Linked DNA regions of Homo sapiens: region 1 is linked to region 2. A link is a contact called in ENCODE Hi-C or POLR2A ChIA-PET data. All regions are on one chromosome and are shown on one strand. The core of a region is the stretch at or near the end of the contact, and the rest is flanking DNA. Distances in the headings are between cores, read along the strand shown. Region 1 holds the start of NTF3 (neurotrophin 3). Region 2 holds the start of CCND2 (cyclin D2).

Region 1 (4,052 bases), core at 1,429-3,928, 1.2 Mb after region 2:
ACCTTTCTAATTCTTTTTTTCTTCCCACCTTCTTCATTCAGCACCTTGCCACTCCCTTGGAAGCCACAACAGCGAGCTGGGGGGTCAGTCCCTAGTCTTAGAGGGAAGAAATCTTTAGGTCTGAAGTCTAAAGAAAAACAGTAAAGGAAAAGGCAGTTGGCGGTGCTCAAGGTAGACTGTCTGAAAGAGGTCTTCTACTCAGAAAAGGGCTAAGGCTCTCCCTTTGGGAAACCAATCCTTCTGAGAAAAAGTGCATCTTTCACCCTCTGCTCCTGTCTGGGTCTCTCCCTCTTCCTCCCTCCTTCCCTCAGTCCCTCCTCCCCTCTCTCCACAAAGACACAGCACATATTTGGCAAGATTAAGGTGTCACCTCTCATATTACAAGGCCTGTTGATTGCAAGCAAAGACAGACCCACCAGCTTAGGACAAAACCCCTTGGAGTTGGAAATAAGACAAACTCTGGGATCCCCGAAAGTCCCGGCAAAATGACGCGGCCAGCCAGTGCAAGGCATCTGCAGAACAAATCCAAGTCCTAAACGCACTGCTTGCTGCCTTTTCTTCTCCTTCCTTTCTTCTGATTTTTCAAGTTTGTTTGCCCCCCTTCCCCTCCTCCCTCCAGACTGCCAGGGACCTGGGAGCTGCCTGCAGATCAGCCCGCACATGTATTTAACCCCTTCCCTGCTGCAGCAGGAGCCAACCACCTCTTTCCTTGCAATCTTCAGGTTCCCAGAGGACCTGGAGCTTGAGAAAAGAACTCTGCCAGTGGATCTGAAACTGGGGCCTGAATCCCTCCTTTGACCAGGGCGAGAAGCTGGAGGAGGGGGGCAAGTGCGGGAAGTGGGGGAGGGCAGGGAGGCGGGCCAGATGAGAGGGAGAAAAGCAGAACCCGACAGAGCACGCCCAATCCAAACCTTCATGGTGCTGTGTGGCTGGGTGGAGGGAACGACTCGGCAGCCTCTTCTGGCCCTGAGGAAGACGTCGATATTTTGGCACGAGGGGAGCCACTGAAGGACTACCCTACCCTTGCGAGGGACCGCAGGAGGTGACGCCCCTGGGCCTCGGTGGGCGCTTCTGGCGGTTTTCGATGTGGCAACCCCCATCAGCCAGGATAATGATGAGGCAGGTACAATCTATCTAGTACGCAGCCCCCAGACTCCCCCCTCCCTTCCCACCTCCCCATCCAACCCCCCAGCTACTCTCTGCGGCCGGTTGGTCCTGAACTGGTGGGTGCAGTTCCGATGTTTAACCAAATTCTCAAGCAATTTCAAGGTATTTGGATTTTTTGAACCTGGGCCCTAACCGAAACGCGGAACGGCTTGCTTATTAGACACCTCGAACGACAGGGCAGGGAGGAAACGGGATACTCGCTGCCCTTCCCAGTCGCGCGTGAGTCAAAAGGTCCTGGCAGGAGATGATGTGAGGAGCGGCTGAAGTGGCAGGGAGGAAGGGATGAGGGGCTTGGAGCGGAGGTCCACCACGCAAGGACTCGGGAAGCGGGCAAGTGGGCAAAACTCTGCTTCCGGGCTCTCGATTTCTCGTTGATCACTAAGTGGTATTTTTCCCCCTTCTCTCGATGGCAAATGGGCGAAATCAAGATGACTTAACTTGGTAAATTTAGAGAGAACGGCTCGGAGCAAGTGAGGTCTAACGGGCAGCTAAAATTATCTCCAAATAAGAGATTTTGACCCCCTCCCCCTATCCTCTCCTCGAATGTATCCACCGGTGGGGAAGTGAGCGTCATTACTTTCGGGGCGCCACGAACAGGTTTGTTTGTTGCTCGCCTTTCCTGCTTCTCGCGCTGTCCCCGCGTGCAGACTGGTGGGTGCTGGGCGAGTGATTAGCTGCAGGGCCCCATCCTAGTTTGGAAGGAAGGGGTTTAGAAGTTGGAGGATGGGTGAAATGGGAGGCTGCGATCCATCTCCCTCTCCCTTCCACACTCAAGCTCCCGCAAACACGCGCGCGCACACACAGCCCCTCCCTAGTCCCTCGGACCACCCGCCCCCACGCCCCTCTACCTTGACCTCCCTTGACCGCCGACACAGCGTCCTGGGTGCGGGTCCCCGGGAGCGGGGAGTTCGCCGGGGAGCGATTGTCCTTGGGCGTGTTCGTGCTGTGGGGTGGGGGGAGGAGTGGCGGGTGGGCTTGGTAGGGGGTGGGGAGAGATCTGGAGCTGGAAGGGTCTAAGGTTTGGAGGAGGAGTTTACGCCTCAGACCTGATCCTCCTGAGGAAAAAGGCAGGAAAAGGCCCTGATGCCTTGTAAAGAAAATCTTGAAAGAAAAAAGATCAAAAAGAAAAATTTCAAGAAAAAGAACCACTAAGAAAGGCTGAAGACACTAACATGTAACCTGTTACGATACATTTAACGTTTCGTTTTTTCCTGGATCTCTAAAAGGGAACTCAAGGGTGGGGGTTACTGAAGAATACTACAGATTTGGAAGTTTTTGTTGCTGTTGTTGTTTGGTTTGGTTTTGTTTTTCAAGAGGGGCCAGGAGAAATGACCCCTTCCCCGCCACGGGTCCCGAAGTGAGGGCGGGGGGGGGGCTCTGGGGCGCGGGCGCGCGCGGCGCGGCGCGGGCCGGCGGGGGAGGGCGGCGCGGCGCGGAAGGGGTTAAGGCGCTGAGCGCGGAGCCATCTGGCCGGGTTGGCTGGTTATAACCGCGCAGATTCTGTTCACGGGACTCAGAGTTGAAGCTCCTCTCCCTTCCGAACAGCTCCGCGCACCGCCCCGCGACGCAGCCCGGCGCAACTACTTTCTTCTCTCTCCTTTCTTTCTTCCTCTCCTTTTTCCCCTGCTGGGTAGTGGCTGCGGCGGGGTGGGGGAGACTTTGAATGACCGAGCTCGCGTCCACCTTTCTCTTCATGTCGACGTCCCTGGAAACGGCCACACGGATGCCATGGTTACTTTTGCCACGGTAAGGGGAGGCGGCGGGCACCTTGGGTGGGCAGGTTTGGGGATGGGGGTCCACGTGGGGAGGGATTTTCCAGTGGACTGGTGCGGGGGGCCCCAGATCCGCATCCCGCCCCACCCCCATCGCGCCGCGCTCACTCACTTTCCCGGGCTTGTGTCTTCCCCAAAGTTTGCGCTGGGATCTGCTCAGGCCGAAGCGCAACCGCAGCCACCCCGCTACACACACACACACACACACACACACACACACACACACACACACACACACAGACACGGACACCCTTCTCCACCTCCTCCCCTCTTGTCCCTCGGCTGCCCAAGAAGCTTCCCTCAATCTGGGAAAGTGATCAGGTTTAAGGGACCTGGATTGGAAAGGGTGGGGGCAGAAGAGGGGAAATGGGGACGACGAAAGAGCAGGAAAGAGATTCAACAGAATCAACCACCCACCACTCCCAACCGACCCGCCTGCTCCTCCGAGAAAGCTCCTAGCGCATCCTATAACAAAAGGGGGTGGCAGACAGAACTCCGGGCGGGGAGGTGCCGCGGCAGCTCCCCTGCACACGCCCTGCACTCTGCCGGCCGCTGAGCCTGATTCTCAGCTCGCCCCAGCACCACTCTGGCCCGGGCGTGGGCTGGGGGGAGGGGACGCGCAGCTCAGGACCCGGAACCTCGCGTTCCAGTTTTGGGAGTTGGGACTCACTGCCACGCGCCGCGTACCTGCGTTGGAGTTCCCCGAAAGGGTTTTTTCAGAAAAGACCTCGCGCCCCGGGCTCCTCTTGGCCAGCGCCCACCCGGTGGCCACCCCACCCTGGGCCTTTGCGCAGATGTTGGAGCTCCGTACGCAGCCCGCACATCTGGGACCCCTCCGGGGAGCGGCGGGCACCCGGGCCCGGCCATCCCAGGGGATCTCCTTGCGGTATCGTCCAGCCTGTTCTCGGACTTTGAGCGGTGGCGTGGGAGGCCGGGAGACCTGGGCACCCGCGCAGCCAGCCAGGTCGGAGTTTAAAGGTCCCACGACGGACCGAACTGTCCCATTGCCCCAGAGCTTTACTCAGTGGTGGATGCTCCTGATGAAATTTGGGACGCTTGGGAGTTGAAGGTTAGGGACAGGAGGGGCGAGGGCCGAGGGCATGGGATGGGGGA
Region 2 (3,759 bases), core at 687-3,186:
GCTTCCACAGCAATTAGACATTTTCCTCGCCCGCCCCTTCCCTCCCCTTTCTTTACATATAGGAGATGGGATACTCATTCCCGCTGCTATTGATAAGGTCGGAGGCGGCCGGGCCTCTCCCCAGCTTTCGCCCGCCCCAGCGCCCGCTCTCCCTCCGCCCTCCCTTGGCTTCCTTTTGATGTAGTGGGGAACGCGTCCTACTAAAAAAAAAAAAAAAAAAAAAAAAAAAAAGTAATCTGCCCGGTAACAATCAGCGCGCAGTAGCAGGAGCCCCAGAGCTATTGGCTATGCAAATAGAGGGAGGGGAGACGGCGCCCCAAACTCTTCCTCACCCTTTTAAAGCGATATCCCCTCCTTTCCCCCCCACCACCCCTTCCGCCCCACCCTCGTTTAAAGAGGCTGGCTCCGGGGCCTGAGTTAATCGCTTGCACCTCTAGTTTATTCGCTCCCCTCCTCCGCCTTGCAGGGAACCTAGTGTACGGCTCACCCAGCCCGCGCCCCACCCCGCCTTGCTGGCTCTCCGCGCCCCTGCCCGGGCCCCCTCTCTCGGTGAGGGAGGCACTCAGTCGGCCTCGGTGTGCCCAGAGAGCTCGAGCCACGCCATGCCCGCTGCACGTGCCAGCTTGGCCAGCACATCAGGGCGCTGGTCTCTCCCCTTCCTCCTGGAGTGAAATACACCAAAGGGCGCGGTGGGGGTGGGGGGTGACGGGAGGAAGGAGGTGAAGAAACGCCACCAGATCGTATCTCCTGTAAAGACAGCCTTGACTCAAGCATGCGTTAGAGCACGTGTCAGGGCCGACCGTGCTGGCGGCGACTTCACCGCAGTCGGCTCCCAGGGAGAAAGCCTGGCGAGTGAGGCGCGAAACCGGAGGGGTCGGCGAGGATGCGGGCGAAGGACCGAGCGTGGAGGCCTCATGCCTCCGGGGAAAGGAAGGGGTGGTGGTGTTTGCGCAGGGGGAGCGAGGGGGAGCCGGACCTAATCCCTCACTCGCCCCCTCCCCCTCCCGGGCCATTTCCTAGAAAGCTGCATCGGTGTGGCCACGCTCAGCGCAGACACCTCGGGCGGCTTGTCAGCAGATGCAGGGGCGAGGAAGCGGGTTTTTCCTGCGTGGCCGCTGGCCGCGGGGGAACCGCTGGGAGCCCTGCCCCCGGCCTGCGGCGGCCCTAGACGCTGCACCGCGTCGCCCCACGGCGCCCGAAGAGCCCCCAGAAACACGATGGTTTCTGCTCGAGGATCACATTCTATCCCTCCAGAGAAGCACCCCCCTTCCTTCCTAATACCCACCTCTCCCTCCCTCTTCTTCCTCTGCACACACTCTGCAGGGGGGGGCAGAAGGGACGTTGTTCTGGTCCCTTTAATCGGGGCTTTCGAAACAGCTTCGAAGTTATCAGGAACACAGACTTCAGGGACATGACCTTTATCTCTGGGTATGCGAGGTTGCTATTTTCTAAAATCACCCCCTCCCTTATTTTTCACTTAAGGGACCTATTTCTAAATTGTCTGAGGTCACCCCATCTTCAGATAATCTACCCTACATTCCTGGATCTTAAATACAAGGGCAGGAGGATTAGGATCCGTTTTGAAGAAGCCAAAGTTGGAGGGTCGTATTTTGGCGTGCTACACCTACAGAATGAGTGAAATTAGAGGGCAGAAATAGGAGTCGGTAGTTTTTTGTGGGTTGCCCTGTCCGGGGCCCCTGGCATGCAGGGCTGGATGGAGGGAGAGGGGTGGGGGGTGGCGGGGGACCGCGTTTGAAGTTGGGTCGGGCCAGCTGCTGTTCTCCTTAATAACGAGAGGGGAAAAGGAGGGAGGGAGGGAGAGATTGAAAGGAGGAGGGGAGGACCGGGAGGGGAGGAAAGGGGAGGAGGAACCAGAGCGGGGAGCGCGGGGAGAGGGAGGAGAGCTAACTGCCCAGCCAGCTTGCGTCACCGCTTCAGAGCGGAGAAGAGCGAGCAGGGGAGAGCGAGACCAGTTTTAAGGGGAGGACCGGTGCGAGTGAGGCAGCCCCGAGGCTCTGCTCGCCCACCACCCAATCCTCGCCTCCCTTCTGCTCCACCTTCTCTCTCTGCCCTCACCTCTCCCCCGAAAACCCCCTATTTAGCCAAAGGAAGGAGGTCAGGGGAACGCTCTCCCCTCCCCTTCCAAAAAACAAAAACAGAAAAACCTTTTTCCAGGCCGGGGAAAGCAGGAGGGAGAGGGGCCGCCGGGCTGGCCATGGAGCTGCTGTGCCACGAGGTGGACCCGGTCCGCAGGGCCGTGCGGGACCGCAACCTGCTCCGAGACGACCGCGTCCTGCAGAACCTGCTCACCATCGAGGAGCGCTACCTTCCGCAGTGCTCCTACTTCAAGTGCGTGCAGAAGGACATCCAACCCTACATGCGCAGAATGGTGGCCACCTGGATGCTGGAGGTAGGTCGGGGGGTGGCGCTCGCCAGGAGCCAGGACCCCTCCGGATGCTCGGGTCCCCGGCCGGAGCCCTAAACCTGGGAGAGGGCAATCCCCGCGCCGGCCTCCCGGCTCCTGTGCGGGAGTTTACCGCGCGCCTTCTGGCGAGACGCGTGGCTTTATTTCTGTTCCTCTCCAGATAAACTGGGGAGGCAGAGGGGGGAGGAAAATCTGGGAGAAGCGAGGCTGTCCTGGGCGGGGGTAGGGGAGCATCCCGCGCGCGTGTTCCTGCATGTGGCTGCCTCTTCTTCCCACCCCCCTCGCGACCTGTCTTTTGCGAAGCCGCCGCGGCTGCTTGCGCTGCGGCCAGGAAGAGAGTCGGGGCCTGAAATCGGGACCCCGAGTAGAAAGGCAACCCCCCCCAAAAGGCCAGAGCAAATTCGTCTTGGCCTCAGGTCCCCGCCTGTGGTCGCGACTCCGCGCTGGCACTTCACCGGGGAGGTGGAGGGAGGAGGGAGAAGGAGAGAAACGGGGAATTCGGGAGCCCCGGAAGTCCCATTGAAGAAACGCGTGTTTCAGGGGAACCCAAAAGAACCGCTTCTTGCCCCTCACTCCAAGTCTTTGCCCAGCGAGCCGTGTGCCCACGTATGCACAGCTCTGGACCTGCCGTGGTTTCGCCATGTTGCTTTGCAAACTCCCTTTGGAAAGGCTGGGAAACGTCGCCCGCTTACCCTCGCACCCCATTATCCCGGCCACCCCACTTCTAATCGTGCCCTCTCCCCCACCCCCCACCTCACGAAGATTACTTACAGTTTGGTTTTCCAGCTTCCTCGGTGCGGAGATTTGGGTGGGGTAGGAAGGGGGGGAGGGGGTGTGTGTAGGGGGGATACCGGGTCACCCCTGAAGGAGAGGTGGGAGCCCCCCGTGCCTCTTTCCAGGGCTCTCTGCTCCCGTCTTTCCCCTCGCTCGTCACCGCGTTCCCTAGTTTCTGTCCTTGTGGGCCGCAGCCGGACACTCCCGCCGCGGCGCTCACCCCTTCAAGTTTCCTCCCGGGATCCAAAGCCCCAGGGGTCGGAATACAGACCTTTCTGGCACCCGAAACCTCTGTTTCGGGAAGCCTGGCTCTTCTTTGGGGTTTTCACGCCAAAAGGGCTTTTCTAGGATATTTCCTCGATTTTTAATTATTTTTTGAAACCATCCCCCCCTGCTCCGACTCCAGCTGCCGAGGCTGCGGCGCTCTTCCTCCTCTCCTCCCTCCCCCTCTCTTCCCCACCTCTCCTCACCCGCCCCCCCAAAAGCGGCCCCTGGGCCGCAGGGACCCCCCCAGACATTTTTTCCAATTGTCGGGAATGATAGAGGAGGATCTGGGGATC

What was found. Hi-C counts contacts between places; a loop is a spot of excess contacts on that map. ChIA-PET counts read pairs that join two places held with the same protein, here RNA polymerase II (POLR2A). Pooled maps may share reads with other maps.
Region 1: a map of ascending aorta shows a loop between it and region 2 (9-fold over the local background). The contact joins the promoter of NTF3 here to the promoter of CCND2 in region 2. A Hi-C loop is called at or near these places in 1 of 168 maps with a recorded cell type or tissue (ascending aorta) and 3 of 50 pooled maps. POLR2A ChIA-PET finds 5 or more read pairs at or near these places in 1 of 52 experiments (PC-9).

Annotation. Positions count from the first base shown.
Region 1 is chr12:5,429,430-5,433,481 of GRCh38, forward strand. It overlaps NTF3 (neurotrophin 3), which reads left to right and starts at 2,679. Exons shown (of 2, transcript NM_001102654.2): 1 at 2,679-2,913. The coding sequence starts at 2,896. RefSeq lists an enhancer at 3,496-4,021.
Region 2 is chr12:4,271,826-4,275,584 of GRCh38, forward strand. It overlaps CCND2 (cyclin D2), which reads left to right and starts at 1,937. Exons shown (of 5, transcript NM_001759.4): 1 at 1,937-2,410. The coding sequence starts at 2,216. The region is part of intron 1 of CCND2-AS1 (CCND2 antisense RNA 1); the gene reads right to left. RefSeq lists silencers at 52-243, 228-347, 1,128-1,247, 1,778-1,867.